2 separate regions of the Homo sapiens genome follow, and region 1 is linked to region 2. Evidence: chromatin loops called from intact Hi-C (ENCODE). Cell type or tissue: heart left ventricle. All regions are shown on one strand. Each heading gives the region's core, and the rest is flanking DNA. Links, peaks and the distances in the headings are about the cores only. Region 1 has its middle 8.7 kb from the start of MFSD1. Region 2 overlaps GFM1 (G elongation factor mitochondrial 1).

Evidence for each region. Hi-C counts contacts between places; a loop is a spot of excess contacts. Peaks named below come from ENCODE experiments on the same cell type or tissue, not always from the same donor. Only the 100,000 strongest peaks of a DNase experiment are listed, where the experiment ranks them.
Region 1: a loop joins it to region 2, with 9 times the contacts of the local background. A loop is called at or near these places in 82 of 110 quality-filtered maps.

The regions. Positions count from the first base shown.
Region 1 is chr3:158,789,392-158,797,335 of GRCh38, reverse strand. No RefSeq gene overlaps it. Among named protein-coding and RNA genes, the nearest start is that of MFSD1, 8.7 kb to the left of the region's middle. In heart left ventricle, for the core only: CTCF peaks have their summits at 5,822 (motif pointing right) and 7,533 (motif pointing right); no DNase peak of the experiment used is centred there; H3K4me3 peaks cover 443 bases.
Region 2 is chr3:158,651,863-158,664,897 of GRCh38, reverse strand. GFM1 (G elongation factor mitochondrial 1) reads right to left here. Exons shown (of 18, transcript NM_024996.7): 6 at 12,652-12,802; 7 at 11,431-11,588; 8 at 10,267-10,351; 9 at 5,839-5,976; 10 at 3,923-4,024; 11 at 2,214-2,270. Among named protein-coding and RNA genes, the nearest start is that of GFM1, 14 kb to the right of the region's middle. In heart left ventricle, for the core only: a CTCF peak has its summit at 5,027 (motif pointing left); no DNase peak of the experiment used is centred there; H3K27ac peaks cover 1,358 bases.

The sequences.
Region 1 (7,944 bases), core at 2,945-7,944, 130 kb before region 2:
CTTTTGCCTAGTATGAGGTATGGATCAAACTTTTTATCTTTTTCTAAATGGCTAACCAATTGTTAAGTCCATCTTTGTCCAAGTGATTTGAGATGCCACCTTTATTGCATACTAAATTCCCATATGTATTTGGGTTTACTTCTGGACTTTCTTTTCGGTTGTACTGCTCTTTCTTGTCATGCACAAGGACCACTGTTTTTATTTTAGAGGCCTTAGAATATGTTTTAGTGACTGGTAGATGTAGTCCCCTTTCATAGCTTTTATTTTTGTTTTCCTGGATATTCTTCCATATTTTTCCACCTGAAATTAGTATCAGCTTGCCTAGCTCCATAAGAAAACTGGTATTTTTTTAATGAACTTTGAAAATTAACTTAAGGAGACTTTAGTTTTTAATGTTAAGTCATCACATACAAAAAAAAAAAGTGGTGTTCCAGTTTTTCAAACTATTTCATGTCTTTTGAGAGTGTTTTAAAGTTTTCTTCATATATATTTTACAAATTTCTTGTTAAATTTATTATTCTTTGTTGCTTTTGTAAATGTAGTTTTCTCTACCTTTATGTCATGTTACTGATTATGTATGTGAAGGCTGTTGATTTATGTATGTTAAGTTTATGTCCTGCCAACTTATTGAATTCTTCTCTAGTTTGACTTAGTTTTGCTGTTAATTTTCTGTGATATTCCAGGTGTACTGTCATACCATCTGCAAAGACAAAGAGTTTTACTCACTCTTTTCTAGTTCTCCTGCCTTCAATTGATTTCTCTTTACTAACTGCAGTAGTGAGTATCTCCAGTTCAATGTTAAATGGCAGTGAAGATAGTGTACATTCTTCCCTTAGACCTGGGATAAATATTAAACAAACAGAAGAGAAAGGAATGCTCTTCCTTGTAATAGAAAGCCAATCAATACATGTAGAAGGAATGATGGAAATATAAAACCACTGTTTGCTAGGCATCATCATAATATCTGATCCAGGCAAGAATCAGTAGTTACTAAAATTAGTGGATAAAAGTTTGAAGTGTAAAGGATATATGCATAATCTCAAAGTAGCTCCTCACCAGAGATTTATTAATGACAAAGGAAAAAATAGTGCAGAAGCCTGGCCCACATACGTGAACCAAGTGATCATAGTTAATACTACCAGTATTGGAACAAAGTGACATTATGTGCCCCCAGATATGCACTGAAACTGAAAACACAAAACTCTGTGATTTACCTAACAAAAGCTCATCATACCTAAATCTCAGCATAAGGAAACATCAAACAAACCCAAATTGAAGGATATTATACAAAATAACTGGCCTGATTTCTCAGTGTCATAAAAGACTAAGGAACTGCCCTGATTAAAGAAGACTCCAGAGACATAACAGCTGAATGCAACACATGATCCAGGATTTCTTTGGCTATAGGGAACATTATTGGGACAGTTGACAAAATCTAAGTTCTGTAAGTAATTTGTATTCTGTCAGCATTTATTTTCTGATTTTGACTACTGGACTGTGGTTATAAAAGAAGGTACCTGTGGCCGGGCGTGGTGGCTCACTCCTGTAATCCCAGCACTTTGGGAGGCCAAGGAGGGCGGATGGATCACCTGAGGTCAGTTCAAGACCAGCCTGACCAACATGGAGAAACCCCATCTCTACCAAAAATACAAAATTAGCCGGGTGTGGAGGCGCATAGCTGTAATCCCAGCTACTCGGGAGGCTGAGGCAGGAGAATCGCTTCAAACCAGGAGGCGGAGGTTGCCGTGAGCTGAGATCAAGCCATTGCACCCCAGCCTGGGCAACAAGAGCAAAATTCAGAAAAGACGAAGACGAAGACGACGAAGACGAAGACGAAGAAGAAGAAGAGGAGGAGGAGGAGGAGGAACTTGTTTTTAGAAAACACATACTGAGATATTTAGAAGTCAAAGGACATGTACATATATTAGATATATATGTATATGGAGAGAGAATAAAACAAACATGGTAAAATGTTGCCATTTCAGGTGTCTGGGTAGAGGTATGTGGGAACTCTTTTTACTAGCCTTACAACTTTTCTGTAAATCTGAAACTATATACACCACACTTTGACCTCCTAAGAGTCTTGTGCATCTTTGTATCTCAAACATCTAGAACAGGGCCAGCTTGAAAACTGCTTAATAAGTGAATCCCTTAAATCAGGAGCACGTTACACCACCTAGTGGTGTAACAAAGGAAGCTTACTGCTGTGGAAAAACCTGTTCCTGTCCACAATGAACTTGCTCATTCTAACTGTGTTGACCTATTATTAGCCAAACAAATTGCACTTATTTTATAATTATCAAGTGATGGGAAAGTGAAAGCAATTTGGGGTGTAAGTATAGGCTTTATCATCTTGGACACAAGGTCACTAGACTGACCAGCCTGGTTTCACAGGTGTGGGGGTGGTTGCAGCCTCTGGAGCAAAGTTAGCCACACAGACAGAAAAGAGAATAGGGTAACTCCTAAAAATCCAAGTTCTGGATTCAGTCTTCATGTGCATTTACTTCCTACAACTCCTGAGTGCTGTGTGAGCCAAAACATTCTCTTTATCTTCATCCTTCATATTGGAAGCCAAGATGTAAACCCCTTCAATGCCTTCTTTTGTCTCCCCGGTCTACCCCCACCCCCACCTCTCCCCACCAGCAGTGCAGGTTTCTAGTATGGGACAAGAGAGGAGTGTCTGGTTCTGCTTGGGAGCCCAGAAGCAGTGAAAAATGAGCTTGATCTTGAAGAATGAAGAAGACTGGGAGTGGGGGTTGGAGGGGCAGAGTAAGGGCATTTCAGGCAAAAACAACATCATATACAAAGGCCTTAGAAAGAGATTCTGACTCTCTCAACTTCTATATTAGCTTCATCCAACTCTACATAGAAGATGTGCAAAGACAGCCTTTGAAGTCTGGTGAAAATAACTGCGTTGATTTGGATCATGGGATTAGACGTTGGTTTACTTCCATATAGTGACTCATGAAAAATAGTTTATGCTGACTTATGTAATCACAGGAATGAAAAGTTTTTGTATTATTATGTAAATGAAGTACCAATTTTAAAAGAAAAATATGTACTCTAGGAGTCTAAGGCTGTCCTTATATTTTAGAGCCTAACTGGCAAAACTAGTGGCCAAGATAGCAGGAAAGTGTCCACTGAGAGGTCTAGGGAGTTCATGTTCTCACTCCTAAGTGACTGCTAAAAAATGTGAACACATGGCCATAGAGAGTGGAATGATAGATGGTAGAGACTCAGAAGGGTGAAGGGTTGGGAGGGTGAATGTGAGAAATTCTGTACTGAGAAATTACTTAATGGGTACAATGTACATTATTTGGGTGATGAATACCCTTAAAAGCCCTGACTTGACCACTGCATGATCTATGCATGTAACAGAATTGCACCTGTACCCTATAAATGTTTACAAATTTAAATAAATGAATAATAGATCTGAAAGAATGTTTATGTGCTTAATAAATACTGCTTTTTATTGTACACTAGCCCCCGCCTTATCCTGGGGGAACACTTTCCAAGACTCCCCAGGTAGATGCCTGAAACCATGGAGTGTACCGAACTCCTATGTAAACTATGTTTTTTTTCCTATACATACATACCTATAATAAAGTTTAATTTATATATTAAACATAGTAAGAGATTAACAATAATAACTAATAATAACATAGAACAACTGTAATGATACACTGTAAAAAGAGTTATGTGAATGTGGCCTCTCTCCCAAATATTGTATTGTACATATTTTCTTATGTTGATGCAAGATGATACACTGCCTACATGATGAGATGAAGTGAGGTGAATGATGTAGTCATTGTGACAGCAATAAGCTACCATTGACCTTCTGTACTCCTGAATCCGTTTAACCATCCCTTACTTGCAGTAAATGGCTTGATGTCACTAGTTTTAGGGGATCCCTTGCTGAAGTCTTCATGTAGCTGAATGCTTTTTGGCCTAACATTGCCATCAATCAGAACACATTTTCTCTTCATGTCTTCCACCAATAAATGTAATACCTTTTCCATTTAACTAAGCACTTGGCACACAATGGATGGCCATAATTTTTGCAGTTTGAGATGCAACAGCAAAACTAGCATGAATTTCTTTTTTCTTCTTCACAATTTCACAAAGAGAAGATTCATTCTTATCATAGATCTTAGCAACCCCAGCATACGATTTTTTTTCTTTCCTTATTAAGTCGAAGACTTTCACCTTTTCACTTAAAGGAAACACTTTATGGCTTCTTTTTCACATATCCGAATTGCCATCATCTCTACTCTTGCACTTTGGAGGCATTTTTATTAAAATAAGGATTACTTGAACACAAGCACTACGATGCTGCAACAGTTGATCTGATAACTGAGACAGCTACCAAGTGACTCACTGGCGGGGAGTGTGGAAACAGTGGATGCACTGGGCAAAGGGATGATTTCATACTGGGAAATCATGATGATACGCGGTATGGCATGTAATTTAAAACGTATGAATTATTTGCTTCTGGAATTTTCCATTTCATTCTTCTGAACTGAGGTTGACTGCAGATAACCAAAACCATGGATAAGGTAGGACTACTTTTGTACATCAAAACGCGTAGGAATCATTTACATTTATTTTTATTCAGTTCCAAGGAAATAATTTGCTGTTTTCCTCATTTGTTTATAGCAAACTTGAGTTCTGAAGGAGCAGAATAAATAATTCCCTGGAATTTCAATACAAATTAACGACTGAACAAAGATTAGACAGTAAAAAAAGTTCCTTTTATACAGACCTCCAGACAGGCACATTCTTATCATCTGTTTTGAAAACTAATTAAATAGAGATAAATGATCTACCCCCAAAGATACTAAACTGGTATGTTAGGATCAAGAGGAGAGGGACTCGCGGGTTGGGAACAAAGACAGGTACCACGCCTTGGATGAAATGTGATCCTAAAATGCCCCAAATTTCGAATGCCAATGAATACATTTATGTCCTACAGTATTCAATTTTTGATAAATGTATGCCTCTATGTTTTGTTTGTTCATGCATTCTTCTCTTAATCTGTTTCTATTTTCTTTCTCTTTGTGTATGTATCCAACTATGTATTCATCCATACGTCTACCTATCTATACATTTATTTGTCTTCAATTGTAAAAACATACTCGCTGTATTTTTCCTTCCTCACAAGAAGTGAAGGGAGTCAGGAAAGAACAGGTGATAGTATATTCTTCTAATTGAAAAAAATGTTAAAGGATCCCTCTAGCTTGGTACAAGAAAAAATATATAGAAATTAAGCAGTAAAAAATAATGTGCAGCTGGGCTCTGTGCCTCACACCTGCAATCCCAGCACTTTGGGAGGCTGAGGCAGGTGGATCACCTGAAGTCAAGAGTTTGAGACTAGCCTGGCCAACATGGTGAAACTCCATTTCTACTAAAAAAATACAAAATTAGCCAGGTGTGGTGGTGCATGCCTGTAATCCCAGCTACTTGGGTTGCTGAGGCAGGAGAATCTCTTGAACCCAGGAGGCAGAGGCTGCAGTGAGCTGAGATTGCACCATTGCACTCCAGCCCGGGCAACAAGAGTGAAAATCCATCTCAAATAAATAAATAAATAAATAATAAAAAATAATGTGCACATACTTGTGAATTACATATTGAGAAGGAGAAAGACAAAAGATGAGAACATATTTTATGAAAAAATTAACTAACCTGTTGAAGGAATTGCTATGTGAAGTATATATGAGCACTTCCCTTGCAGGTTATGAATTTACTGTCTCGGGTCCGAGTTCATTCTTTTCAGACTGTTTAAAATATTTTTCCTTTGCCAGCTGGCATGATGTTCAGCTTTGTCAGTAGATGGCGTCAGAGAGACATCTCAGGAAAAAACGGTTTTTCCTCCAGTTACGCAGCACACGTGGCTTCTTCTGTGCCAGTCTACTGTTTTTTGCTTTCTGTTTTTTTAATGGAAATTTTTACGAGCCCCTACATCTTAATAGAATAAATAAATGCAACAAAGATAACTTTGAAATTCAAAGTGAGAAGAGGAAAGAGAACAAGATAAGAAAAATAAAAAATAAAAATAAGCCCACTGGGATAAAAGCAATGGTAAGGGAAACGTGAGCATTACTCTACAGAAGCAGGACAAATTTTACAATTTGGAAAGTAGTAGGGTTTTCCCACACGATACCAACTCAGCCTTTCAGGCCAATGAGGGACTACTGAAAATAAGGCAGAAATGTAAATCAACACACACCCATGTGAACAGATCAGTGTGAAATCTTGGAGTGAATGAAATTACCAGACTCAAGCATGACTTGTCTGTGAATATTGCAAGATGGCAGAGTCCGTGTCTGGTTCAATTCATATACCTTAAACCCAAACACATGTATTTATTATCTGCTTTGGGTCTCTTATCTATCCATCTATGTATATACACATCAGATAAGTGACCTGACCCCCGAGTCCCCAAATAGACTACATTAATATGTAGGAACGGCTGGCATGTGGAAGCCAAAGATAGATGTTGTACCTGGCTCAAAATACCTTCCCCACCCACCTCTACCATTCCTGATTCACCTGAAATTTCTAGTACTAAAAACTTAAATGATGACTGGATTAGGTCAAAAAACAGCACTGATATGGATGTCAGCTGTTAAAAGTTATCTCTCTGTCTGCCCAACAATATGTCCTGAGAATTTCACCATATCAGTTCATACAGGTTTTCCTTGTTCTCTTTCTTACACCTGCATGGTACTGCATTGTGTGTATGTATTAATACTATAGTTTCTTCAACCACCCTTCTATATTTGTGTATTTAGTAGGTTACCAATATTTTGTGATTGCCAATTCATGTTGCAATAAGCAATCTTGTAAATATATATTTTTATGTTGGTGGAAGTGTGTCTTCAGGCTAAAGTGGAATTGCTGAACCAAAGGATAAATGCATATATGGTTTTGTTAGGTATTGCCAAATTTCCTTTTAAAGGGTTGTAGCATTTCACATTATGAAAATACCTATTTTTGGCGAGGCACAGTGGCGCATGCCTGTAGTTCCAGCACTTTGGGAGGCCAAGGCTGAAGGATCACTTGAGCCCAGGAGTTGGAGACCAGCCTGAGCAACATAGTGAGACCCCCTTCTCTACATAAAATTTTAAAATTAGCCAGGCATAGTGGTACAAGCCTGTAGTCCCAACTACTTGGGAGGCTGAAGCAGGAGGATCACTTGAGCCTGGGAGGTTGGAGCTACAGTGAACCATGATCACACCACTTCACTCTAGCCTGGATGACAAAGTGACACCCTGCCAAAAAAAAAAAAAAAAAAAAACTATTTTCCCCAGTCTGACCAAGAAATTGTATTGTTAAGCTTTTGAATTTTTTTGCCATTTAAACTGAGACATGTGGCATAGATTTCCAGAAATAGCATGAAGATCTGTCTACAGTAGTGGATATAAATTTTTAAAGGTAGAAATCATTTGCTTTTTGGACATTTATGTACAACTATTAAGAGTATCTGTCTTCAAATGTTCTCTTATTTGACACTTATCAGAGGTAACATCTCTCTCACACAGCCAACAAAGCTGTCTGGCCAGTGGATGTCACTCAAGTGCTACTTTAAGAGATAAATTCTAGTACATCTCTGTTCCTATATTTTAGGACAATAACTCTCTTTTAAAATCCACTCCATGTGCTCATTAGATAAATGAGGCAGGAGATTCCTGGGGTTGAGTCCTTTTTTATTTTTTCGCTAAAAATGACTTTGTAAAGCTAAAAGTCATTTTTCGAAAGCCCATCAATAATATGCTTAACAGGAGGGAGCTTTTTGAAGGGGTAAAGAAAACCAATTCAGCATGTTCTGATTTAAACAAAGTGTATGGTGGTTTTGATCTGATAACTAAAATTATCTAAGTTAGGAACAAAATTCATGGCAATAAGAACTAGCCATAACCATGTGGCTCTTTGATATATGTAAAT
Region 2 (13,035 bases), core at 3,081-8,080:
ATGAGACTTGTCCCTTTCAAAACAATCTGCTTGGATGTGGTATGATGTACCCTTTTTCTCCTTAGATGCCATGTAATCCCGCGTGGTAAGCAGATTAATGGCCCTCCAAAGATACCCTAATCCTCCCAAATCTGACAATACGCTGCCTTACATAGTAAAGGGGACTTTGCAAATGTAACTAAGGTTACAGACCTGGAGATGGGGAGATTGTTATCAATTATCTAGGTGGATACAACATAATCATGTGTGCCTTTCAAACATGGAGGAGGAAGCTAGAAGGGGGGGTCAGAGGGATTCCATGAAGGAAGAAGTGGCAGGAGATATCTGAAGCAAGAAAGGGACTTAACCAGCTGTTGACGGCACTGAAGATGGAGGCAGGGGGCCACAAGCCAAGGAAGGTGGGTAGCCTCTAGAAGCTAGGAACAGCCCTCAGGTAACAGTCTTCAAAGAAATGGGGAACCCCCATCCTACAACCACAAGGAATTGAATACTGCCAATAACCTGAGTAAGAAGGAGAGAAATTCTCCCATAGAGCCTCCAGAAAGGAAAACAACATTACCAATATCTTGATTAATTTAGCCCTTTGAGAACAGCTATCAGCCTATGATCCACAGAACTATAAAAGTATATATTTGTGTTGTTTTAAGCCACTACGTTTGTGGTAACTTCTTAAGTCAGCAATAGAAAACTAACATGCCCAGTACAACCAATATTAACAGCTATCATTTACCACATACCTGGAGCTGTGGTATGTGTTTTGCCTATGTTTTCTCAAATCCCAACCACAATGCTGCAAGGCAGAATTATCCACATTTTACAGGTGAGGAAATGAGGTACAGAGAGGTTAAGTGATTTGTTCAAGGCCACACAGCTATTGCATGGCAAAGCTGGGACTGAATCCCAGTTTAGTCTTTCTAGGTCTTTTGCCTTTTTTCTGCACAAGCCAGATACTCTCAAATTAGAAACATCATGCCTGCCCCCACTATTGAGACTCATGGAGACTTCATTATTCGATTTAAATTAACTTACTCCAGCAAGCAGCCATCTTTAAACTTTTTAATGCATACACAACCCCAAAACAACAAAAAACCTTCTGGATATTGAAGCATTGATTTCCCTCCTTATTGTAAATTATCAACAGTTAAATGCCTTAAATAAACTCTGAATTTAGGAATGAAGAAGCATAATACATAAGCATAAGTTCTAACCTTGCATACTTCCAAAGAGAAAAGCAAGCAATTTTAACAATGTACTTGGAATAAACTATGGCATCCTACTGAGGTTAAGATGTAAGGTTCACCTTTCCTCAAATTCCTGAGAAAATGGAGAAATTTAATATTTCCTGCCACCTCAATTTTCTCTTTTCTATATTGAGAAAAGGTCTGGAAAATCCCAAGGTTCCTCAAAATAGATGTAGTAGTAGCAGCTGTTAGTGATATTATCACACGTGACAATTCATCAGAGTATGTTTTGTAATAAGTTCTGTATAACAAATCATAAAAAGTTCACTCAATGTATGAATAAGTGAATTTCAATATACCACATTAACATGATTGTTATGAATGCCAAGGCAACTTAAGAACTAAAAAGTTATGGTTTGAGATCAGACTAATTCCCATGGCAAAGAATGAAAATGCAAAACCTAATCATGCAATTTTGGATTTATTAAAAGCTAAATTACATCAAACCCAATTATAAAACTATAAAGTATAAAATTATCTTAAAAAATATTTCAAAGTGGAAAAAAGTCTTATTTACAGGCTTTCCATGCAATACTCAGACATTTACCTCATAACTACCAGAAAACCTAGAGCTATTTTATAACCCATGAGTCAATTAATCAGTTCAACATTCTAAAGTACTTTATAGTGGGGTTTTACTACAACTTAGGAGAAGTGCCCGATTCCCCTTTTCCAATTGTGTATGATCTGAATCCGGGAAGTTACACTTAACACTCTGAAGCCAACAATATAGTAAAGAGTTATAAAGTACAGTCAGGTGAATATTTTAATACCATCCATTTCTTCAAATATACTGAGGAGTTATCATTAGAAACAGACTGGTAAATTTAAAAAGAAGATCTCAATACCAACAGAGGAAATAGAGACCATAAGACTGCTGGTTATTACAAGATATCAAGTGCATTGTAGAGATAGATGAAAAAGAGCTCAAGTTTTAATTGTGATATACTGAGCTTTAAATCAAACTCCTACCTTGTTAGAAGGCTTCATTGCTATTGAAATGACAGGATCAGGAACATGAATTGACTCCTAAAATATTTTTTAAAAGAAAACAGAAGAATTAAAAAACAGACCCATATGGGTCAGGGATAGATTAATTTTAATGTGCCACTTTACAACAGAACAAAGGATAAATAGTAGCCTATGTCTTTAGGCTAGACAACATATATCTTGATCTGTTTTGCATTAAATAAGTACATTAATACAACATATTAATAAATAAATAAAGCTATCTACTTATATAGGTTCCTCCTTCCCAAAATAAAATTAATGAATGTATTTATTGCCCTGTTTAACATAATCACTACAATTAATCCAAATACTGAGATGTGAAATTCTTATTGCTTGGTGGCTGTTGCAATCTTCTAAGTTATTTTATTTAATCAAAATATAATACAATTACTGATAAGGCAAACAGAGAAAGGGCACCAAATTCTTCATACCCATGACACCTCATTTAATGAATTACAACTCTGAGAAGCAGGTATTATCCCCATTTTACGAATGCAGTCACTAAAGGCTTGGAAATAAGGTAAAACAAATTGGCTAAGGGCCAGTAGGTAGTATAGGGCAAAGGTGAGACTCTAACCAAGGCCTGTTTGTTTCAATGCCTTGGTAAGCACTTCCCACAACTACCAATCACTTCATGTTGCTAATGACCAGTACTTAGAGAAGGCCTTATCAATAATACTTAGAAAACATTCCTTTTATCTAGATCTCAAACAAAAATTGTATAGATTTATGTTTTTTTTGTAGTGTCTTAAATCAACAGGTAATAATATACACATTAGAGGATACTACAGATAAAAAAACTAAACTATAAAATCATGAATTCATCATTAGATAGCAGGAAGTATTACAGTGCTATTCTGTTAGAGTTGGGTCAGTACTTATGTAAATGACCCACTGCAAATTACCTGTCACCCTATGTACTCATCATACTCTTTCTTTACTGAATTCATAAAAGAGATCACTCTCATAAACAGATGGTCATAATGTAAGAGAGTTTGCTCTCCTACAGAGGCAAAAAAGGTGAGTGAGTGAAGGGAATTCAAAGGCAGGAGCTACCTGTGCATGCTCTTCCCTCAGAATCCCTCAATGATAAAAAGGGACTTCTGAGTTCCAAAGGGCAGGCTATTTATATAAGTCAGACTCTGTAGTTGCATATTGCCTATTGCCTTCTGAGCCTGGTTATGTTCTGTTATCCCAAGTCTAGTCTAAATGTTACAGTCTGGTCTCAAAAGGGATTGAGGGAACAGTATACTTTCTGGCTACTGAGTTAATAAGGAAGTAGCACTCCACTGAAACTAGCTTGATGTTAGTGGTAACAATTAGAAATGCACCCCAAGTGTGGAAGCAGGTCTCAGGGTGGAGGAATCAGAGCCACACTGTCCAGGTACCATCTGGTGGAGATATTTCCTCCTTGCTAAACTTGGGAGGATTGTGGATCCTCCAAGTTTTCCTTTTTACTATGAAAAACCAGGTAAGTTAGCTTACAGAGCACTTGTCTAATTGACATTCAAAGAGCTATAACCAACATTCAAAGAGCCACAACTAACTTGATGACTGTGGTACTCAACGAAAACTTCTGTGGTTGTTTTTCTGAAGTATTAAATGCACTACATAAAAACACAGACTTTTAAAATTCTAGTGATAAGTAGCTTTGAAATTAAATGGCTTACCATAGAAAGGCCGCTGTTGGCTTTGTCTGTGAATGTGTCTCCACTAGCACAGTCAATGCCAAACAATGCACAGATGTCTCCGGCATATACTTCCTCAACATCCTAAAAAAACAAATAACACAAAATTATATTTGCAAGTAATACAAATAAAGATGTGGTAACTAAAAAGTAAACTGTACAGTACACACATTGTATATAAAAAAGCGTGGCAGAATCTCTCTGCTTGAATTCTATAGTGAATTAGCTAGAACCAATACAATAATCAACCATGCTAAGACGTATTTTTAAAAGGCCTTCATTTAAACCATATATCAATAGACAAGATTTTACTTTAAACAGAAAACTCATTACTTGAAGGAGCTGCAGTACTAACAACACAGTGCCTCAAGGTTCTAAAGTTATTTCTATGGAATTAAAAGGCATGTACTGGCGGGGCATGGTGTCTCATGCCTGTAATCACAGCACTTTGGGAGGCCGAGGCGAGTGGATCACCTGAGGTCAGGAGTTCAAGACCAGCCTGTCCAACATGGTGAAACCCTGTCTCTACTGAAAATACAAAAAATTAGCCAGGGATGGTGGTGGGTGCCTGTAATCCCAGCTACAAGGGAGGCTGAGGCAGCAGAGTCGCTTGAACCCAGGAGGCGGAGGTTGCAGTGAGCCGAGATCGCGCCACTGCACTCCAGCCTGGGAGACAAGAGCAAAACTCCATCTCAAAAAAAAAAAAAAAGGCATGTACTATATATGTTGCCGCAGTTAGACAATGAGATTGTGTATGACAGAGATCTACTCTGTCATACATACTCTTCCTTTACAGGAAACCTGTAAAGGAAGTTTTGAAAACAAAGGTAGGAGAATGGAGCCCACTGTACTAAAAATAATTTTAATTTCTCACAGATGCAAGCAGTCAAGAAAACACAGGAAATCTAAGAACAAAGCATTGGTGCCTCCAAGCTTCCTAGTTTTTGTCGTTTTACATTGACAGTTCATTCACAACAGCTGTGGCTGTGAGTAAGCATGTCTTTCTTTAATGGTGACACAGCTGTACAAATCTTCCAGCTTCTGGTCCATGAAACAGCTATGACAATCACTTAGCCTGCCCCCTGCTGCCTATCTCACAAAACAGCAACGCTGTCGGGTTTTCAGACTGACAATTCCTCTTCTAGAAGAAACAAAAGTTATGGCTACCAAAAAATTCGTTAAGATTTTGCTTCAACTGATAAATTTCTCCAGGAATATATAGATGGATTGGGAGAGGGTGGGGGTAGGGGACAAATTCAGGCACTCAGTATTCCTTCCAAGGCCTAACCATAAGGACTACAGAAGGCTACAGCAGATTCCAAGCCAGCTCAAGAATTCAAGGCGTAAGTCAAAGTTTATCTCCCAGATCAGCCCTTGAAGCTTTTAAATCTTCAGGTGGATTCTGGCCCCAATATGGTCCTGCAGTGGGTTCTACAACAGGAATAGAAGCTCTAGGGTTAAACAGGGCTTTTGTGCCTGCCGTATTTCAGAAGGTAAATAAAACAATGTGGAAAACTGTGTAAATTTATTATTCTCTTATCTTTAAGAATCACAGTTCCACAGTCTTAAATGCCTATTACATTTTTTGTAATAATAGTTCTTGAGGAAAGTGCTGAATCTTGTATTCTGAGTGTTGGGGAACTGTCTCTTTCCTTAACCTTGGCCCTTGAGAAAATATAGCTAATTCACAACTAGCGGTATTAAAAAAAATGAGTTAACAACTGCTAATTTATCCTATAGCAAAGTGCTAGATCAGAGCTACAACACATTTAAGTAGAAAGAAACTAGAAACATATATTTAACCAGAATTAATTTTCTAGTGGGGCTCAGGATACCAAGAAGGGTCTATTTCACCCACATCAGAGGAATTTCTAATCTCACAATGACTCTGTACTTGCCTCCATCATGTCGGCATGCATGCGAGCCAGCCGTTGCAACCGTACTTTCTTTCTTGTCCTTGTGTTATAGATGGTGTCACCCTTCTTTAGCTCTCCCTGATAACTGCGAACATAAGTTAATTGTCCAAATCGACCTACCTAGAAGTCAAGATTGGGTAAGGGCAGGAAGAATAAAAAGAAACATAATAATCAAAGTATTGAGGAAAGCTTCATAACTCCCTCCAAGTATTCTCTACCAATTTTAGTAATCTATCTTACATATTTCAGTTTATTGTCATAAACTAATACTAGCTTTGAACACAGATAAGATAAATGGCTGTTATTCATCAATCCTTTTGGTATCACAATCTAAGACATTTCTGTTTCCTTTGAAATAAGCTATTACATTAGAACAAAATTTTTAAGTTGTTTACATAATAAGGAAGTATCTTTTGCCTTCTAACATTTCATAAGTTTAATACAATAAGATATAAAACAAAAAAAAGGTATACTTGGAAAAACAACAAAGATACTATTAGAAACAGTAGGTGTGTGCTATACATCTAAAACACAATCTCTGACAATCACGTGGAAAATTATGTGAGTAAGAGTTCTGTGGCTGGGCTGGTCGCTCAGGCCTGTAATCCCAGCACTCTGGGAGGCAGAGGCGAGCGGATCACCTGAGGTCAGGAGTTCAAGACCAGCCTGGCCAACATGGCAAAACCCCACCTCTACTAAAAATACAAAAATCAGCCAGACGTGGTGGCACACCTATAATCCCAGCTACTCGGGAAGCTGAGGCAGGAAAATTGCTTAAACCCAGGAGGCGGAGGTTGCAGTGAGCCGAGATCGCACCACTGCACTCCAACCTGGGCAACAGAATAGGTGAGACTCTGTCTCAAAAAAAAAAAAAAAAAAAAAAAGAGTTCTGTGAAGTGATTGAATATACTAGCAGTGACCAATTAACATATATTTAACAGTTCCCAGTTCTTACCATGTTAATTATAGGCTTAACAAAATAGCAATCGAAATCCCAACAGGAAATTTTAAACATGATTAGTGATTTTAAAATTCATTCAGAGGAATAAATAGGTAAAAACAGAAATTTTTCAAAAACTATGGTAATAAGATAAAACTAACCCTGACAGATATAAAAACATATTAAAATGCTTGAAACTCAGAAAATTCAGAACCAGCACAAATTAGACTAAACACCCCACAGAGTACAGTATAAAAATCTAAAGTATAAAATATATTTGTCAATAGATGATAAAGAAACATGACAAATCAATGGAAAAGGAAGAAAGGATTGTGCATAAAGTACTAACTGGACAACTGATACTCTATTTGGAGGCAGAGGAGATACATTTAGATCCTACCCACTAAAACAAATTCCAGTTGAATTAATGATGGGGAAAGAAAAAAAACATAAAGAAGTAGAAGGAACGAAAGTAAATATTAACAAAATATATACAAATAAAAGGTTGCTAAGGTTAAAAATTAATGAATGACTAAACAGAAAGACTGACATATTCGACTATACAAACTTTAAAGCACTGATTGCTTTTAAAAATCAAAATTTATTTCATCAAGATAAAAGATTACAATAGAATTCTTCATTTGTTAAATCAGTAATGATTTTTAAACAATACTCAATGATGATATTCATTGAAATAATCCAATACATTAATTTGGAGAGTATGAACGCAATCTGGCAATATAAACCATTAACTATGAAAACATTCTATGCCTTTAACTCAATAATCACTATTCTGGGAATCCTAAGAAAATATTCTTATATATGTATTTTTAAAAGCTTTATGTGTAAATACTTTTACTGTAATGTTATTTCCACTTTTTAATTAAAAAAATTTTCCCCTCATTTTGGAGGTAATAAATATACTGTAAAATATTTTTAAAGTAAGAAAAAGCCCCCAAAATATAATCCCATCCCAGAAATAACCACTCTTAACACTTCCAACTTATCTACCATTTTTCCCCACTTAAAATATTATGTACAGAAGCAACAGCATTTCAACAAAAAGCCCATCCAGTCCCCAAATCTTGGTTTCTAATACCATTTTACTTAAAAAGGAACCAGTGCTCCTTGGAGAACGGCTGATTCTAGGGTTAGGGCATGGAATATACAAGATAAGCCTGAGGCGTCTTGTAGTGCCAGCAAGTAAGGAAGTATTCAAAAAGGCAAAACATTGGAAGATGTTAAAGGAACACAGGAGCCAACTGAGAGTTCCCAATCGCCAAACCCAGCCAATCTGAACAACAAATGACATACTCAAAGTCATAGTTATAACTCAAAGTTCAAAATACATATACGTGAGTCCACGCTGATATTAAATAAGTGATTGTCCAAATAGATAAATAAGCAGGGAAGAAAGACAAATCTCCCTTTCAGAAGAATTCCAAATAACTTATGTAGATAGTGCCCCCTTCAAGGGGGTGGAACATAATTCCCCCCTCAAGTGTTGGCTGAGCCAAGTGACTTCCTTCTAAAAAGTACACTATGAAAAGGGGAATAAAAAGAGTACAGTAACTTTACAGCAGAGAAACCTGTCAAACACTATCTCAGCCAGGTGTGGTGATTGAGGTTAGCATTAACAATGATAAATCAGCCGGGTGCGGTGGCTCATGCCTGTAATCCCAGCACTTTGGGAGGCCAAGACACTCGGATCACCTGAGGTCAGGAGTTCGAGACCGGCCTGACCAACAGGGAGAAACTATGTCTCTACTAAAAATACAAAATTAGCTGGGCGTGGTGGCGCATGCCTGTAATCCCAGCTACTTGGGAGGCTGAGGCAGGAGACTCGCTTGAACCTGGGAGGTGGAGGCTGCAGCGAGCCGAGATTGTGCCATTGCACTCCAGCCTGGGCAACAAGAGCGAAATCTCATCTCAAAAAAATAAAAATAAAAACAAAAAAAAACAAAAACAATGATAAATCATGCTGCAAGTCTGTACCTTGGATATGATGTGACAAGAATAACACTTCACCTCGATGGCAGTCCTCCTAAAAACACATGACTCCAATCTAATCATGTGAAAAGCATCAAATAATAAACCCAAATTGAGGGACACTCTACAAAAGAGCTGACCAATACTTCTCAAAAATATCAATCTCGTGAGAAACAAGGAAAGTCTAAGAAACTATTACAGCCTAGGAGATCATAAGGAGACATGACAATCAAATATAACGTGGTCCTCTGGATGGGCCTTCTGTGGTCCTTCTGTCTAGTGAGACGGAAAAAGGACCTAGACAAAAACTAAAGAAATTCAAATGAAGTAAGGATTTTAGTTAATAATAATATATCAGTATTGGCCCATTAGTTGTGACAGTGTGTATTAACAATAGAGGAAACTGGGTGCAGGATATACAGGAATTCTCTGGACTATCTTCATAACTTTTCTTTAAAATATTCTAAAATAAGTAAGTTTGTTTCTTTTTAAATCATAAACATCTTTTCATGTCAAAAATAGGCATTTCAACATAATTTTTAAAGTCTGAATAATGTTGTACTATAAGAATGTACCTCAGTTTATTTATCAAATTGTAATTACTGGGCATTTTCTTTTTTTTTTTTTCCGAGATGAAGTCTTGCTCTGTCGCCCAGGCTGGAGTGCAGTGGTGCGATCTCGGCTCACTGCAACCTCCACCTCCCAGGTTCAAGCAATTCTCCTGCCTCAGCGTCCTGAGTAGCTGGGATTACAGGTGTCCGCCACCATACTCAGCTAATTTTTGTACTTTTAGTATAGACAGGGTTTCACCATGTTGGCTAGGCTGGTCTCGAACTCCTGACCTTGTGATCCGCCCGCCTTGGCCTCCCACTCCTGACCTTCTGATCTGCCCGCCTCAGCCTCCCAAAGTGCTGGGATTACAGGTGTGAACCACTGCGACTGGCTGGGCATTTTCAATTGTTTGCGAGATTTTGGTTTTATAAGGTGAGCTGAAGCTAACATTAATTCGCTACCCTTCATTAGTTCCTTAGGACATATTTCTAGAAATGGACCCAATGTTATTTATAACAGTAGAAACCTGGAAACAATATAAACATCTAACAATTAGGAAATTTTAAGCAAATTTTGGTGTATCTACTTGATGCACTGTTATGCTACTATTTAAAATGCTTAAACTATTTATAGAAACATGGACCATTATCTACTGTGACATTAAATAAAAAGAGCAGGACAAAACTATACAGGTAGTATGATTTAGGTAAAAATTTACACTCTTCAGGCAAAGAGAAGAGACTAGAAAGAAATGCACCTAATAACAAAAGAACTATCATGTCAGAGCTTTGGAAATTCTCTACCTGCTCTTTCTACTTTCCTATTTTCCAAATCTTTCATAAAAGTCAGAGTCATTCTGTAATAGGAATAAAGCCTAGAAGTAAAAACATTCTACAGATAGCAGTTAAATACATTAGAAAGCAACTTACCTCCAGTTTAAAAGCCAGGCCTACAAATGGGTGGGAATTGTCTCTACTGGAGTTCATTAGGATTTTGGTTTTCTCTTTTGAGTCACTTAAAATAAAAGAAATATAAATCTATGAGATGTAATATATGATATTTCTTTTATATCAATTTATTTCATCAGGAAGTATTATCTGAGAAAAAGCACGTGTGTGGGATATTACTGCTGTCACACATAAGTAAAATTTCACTGAAAGAGATCAATAGAAATAAGTTCTCAGCTGGGCATAGTGGCTCATGCCTATAATGCCCACACTTTGGGAAACAGAAGTGAGAGGATCACTTGAGCTCAGGAGTTCGAGGCTGTGGTGAGCTATTACTGCACCACTGCACTCCAGCCTAGAAACCGAGCAAGACTTTGTCTCAACAAAAAAAAAAAAAAAAAAAAAAAAGGTCTTTAGAGCTTAGCTTAGTTACTACATAGTGATAGGACAAAAGTACACTAAAAAACACAGAAATGGTCTCATAGGGAAAGAAAAGAAAACATAACCAATGAGTTTCTTTTGCAGTTTGTTTCTTTTTTTTTTGGAATCTTATTCTGTCACCCAGGCAGGCTGGAGTGCAGTGGTGCAATCTCAGCTCACTGCAGCCTCTGCCCCGCCAGGTTCCAGTGATTCTCCTGCCTCAGCCTCCTGGGTAGCTGGGATTATAGGTGCACACCACCACACCCGGCTAATTTCCGTATTTTTAGTAGAGACGGGGTTTCTCCATGTTGGTCAGGCTGGTCTCAAACTCCCAACCTCAGGTGATCCGCCCGCCTTGGCCTCCCAAAGTGCTGGAATTACAAGCGTGAGCCACTGCGCCTGGCAGAAGTTTGTTTCTTAAAACTTTTTTTTTTTTAACAGTATGTCTGAAAACAGCTAGTCCCAAATGAGAAAATTTTCTAATGATGTAAACCTTGAGAGAGAGTAAAACAAATCATACTTCCAACTCAAAACAGAATATGATATAGGAACTAGTATAATAAATATTTTTCTATACGTCAAAATTGTTACCCAAATAAAAACCATGATTGTAAATTATGAAAAAAAATCACAGACATAATTAAAAGAACTATCCTTAAATTCCTTCACAGTGCATAAATACGAAAGTATTTCTGCATAAACTAAGATTCAATTTTCAAGACTTACTCCTCTTTATTGAGAATAGCATAGTTCTGGACTTCAGATGGATTTGGGAGGTATTCTAAAACAGCATCTAAAAGAGGCTGAACTCCTTTGTTCTTCAAGGCGCTTCCCAAAAATACAGGAGTAAATGATCTTTTCAGAGTAGCTCTTCGAATTGCTAGCTACAAAAGAAAACAATTTAATGGTAGTTAATGTTAAAATTACATGTTGTGCTTCAAGTCAACTACAAACAAATGAATAAAATGAACTGATACTCTACTCTTTGGAGTGCTGACTCTAATAGAGACTAAAATCAGGTCTCCAATGAACTTAAGGTCAAAATACAAAGAAAAAAATCACTTTCTTCTTCAGGGCTGGGAAGTGATTTACTATACAACTGCTTTCGACACTCTTGGAATCACTAATTCTCACTAATTTTCAATTTGCTAAAAAAAAATACATATACACATAGAAAATAGACACACTAATAGAACACTGCAAACAGTACGCTACAATTGTACAAAATAGAGGAAAAAGTAATATATACGCAAAACCAAAAGCCTATGGAATGGTACACCAGAAGCTATTAACTGGTAACCTGTTTCAGGGACAGGGAAGAGAACTGGGCAGATGGAAGAAAAAAATAAAAGGGTGTTTACTGTTTACCTTTGTATACCTTTTAAATATTTAAACCATATGAACGTATGCTCTATTACGAAACATTTAACTTATCTTTTTCTTTTTGTAAAGAACATACACACAGGAAGCCAAACAGTACAAATCTCTCATAAATTACAGGTCATGACAGTAGCAGCTCCAGGTCCTGCCCCAGCCCTTAGTGCAAACACCATCAATGTGTCCTGCTGGCTGAGCAGGCCTTAGAGAATACGTAGTGGAGCTTTAGCTCTAGCAGCTGGAAGAGGCCAACAATAGTGCTGTGGCCACAACCAACAAATGAATAAAATGAACTGACACTCTTTGGAGTGCTGGCTCTAATAGAGACTAAAATCAGGTCCCCAATAATTTAAGGGTCCTCAATAACTTTTCTCATTTGAAGTTATTACATAACTCACTTAAAAAAAAGTATACCATGTCAAGTATTTTTTGAGGAAGCCAATTATGTTAAATAAATGTATTGAGATTTCATTAATAAAGCCCATACATAAAAGCATCATGTCCCCTCCCTACAAAAAACAAACGACTTCTTTTTGTTGTTAACATAAGACTTATTTTGAAAGCACTTGCCTTTAAATCAGAAATCGAGGGGATTTTTTCTTCCAGAAACATCTCACCAAGCTGTTCATCTGAATTGGCAACACATTCAATTAGCTCCTGCCGGTGGTCAGTGGCCGCCGCCCTTAATTCAGCTGGAATCTCACCATATCGAACAATCTGACTAAGAAAGCAAATATTTTGGTGCTTTAAGGATATTCAACTTAATATATGAAGGACTAATGAAAAATATATGATTAATGGTTAAAATATTTTTTTAGGTAACAAAGAGCTCTGATACATTTGCATTCAAATGGCAAATAAGACTAATGTATACCTTTAAAATGTACACAGAATAGTAGATAAATATACTGAAATAGGCAAGTTTAAGGTCAAGGTTGTACTACCAGTAACCGG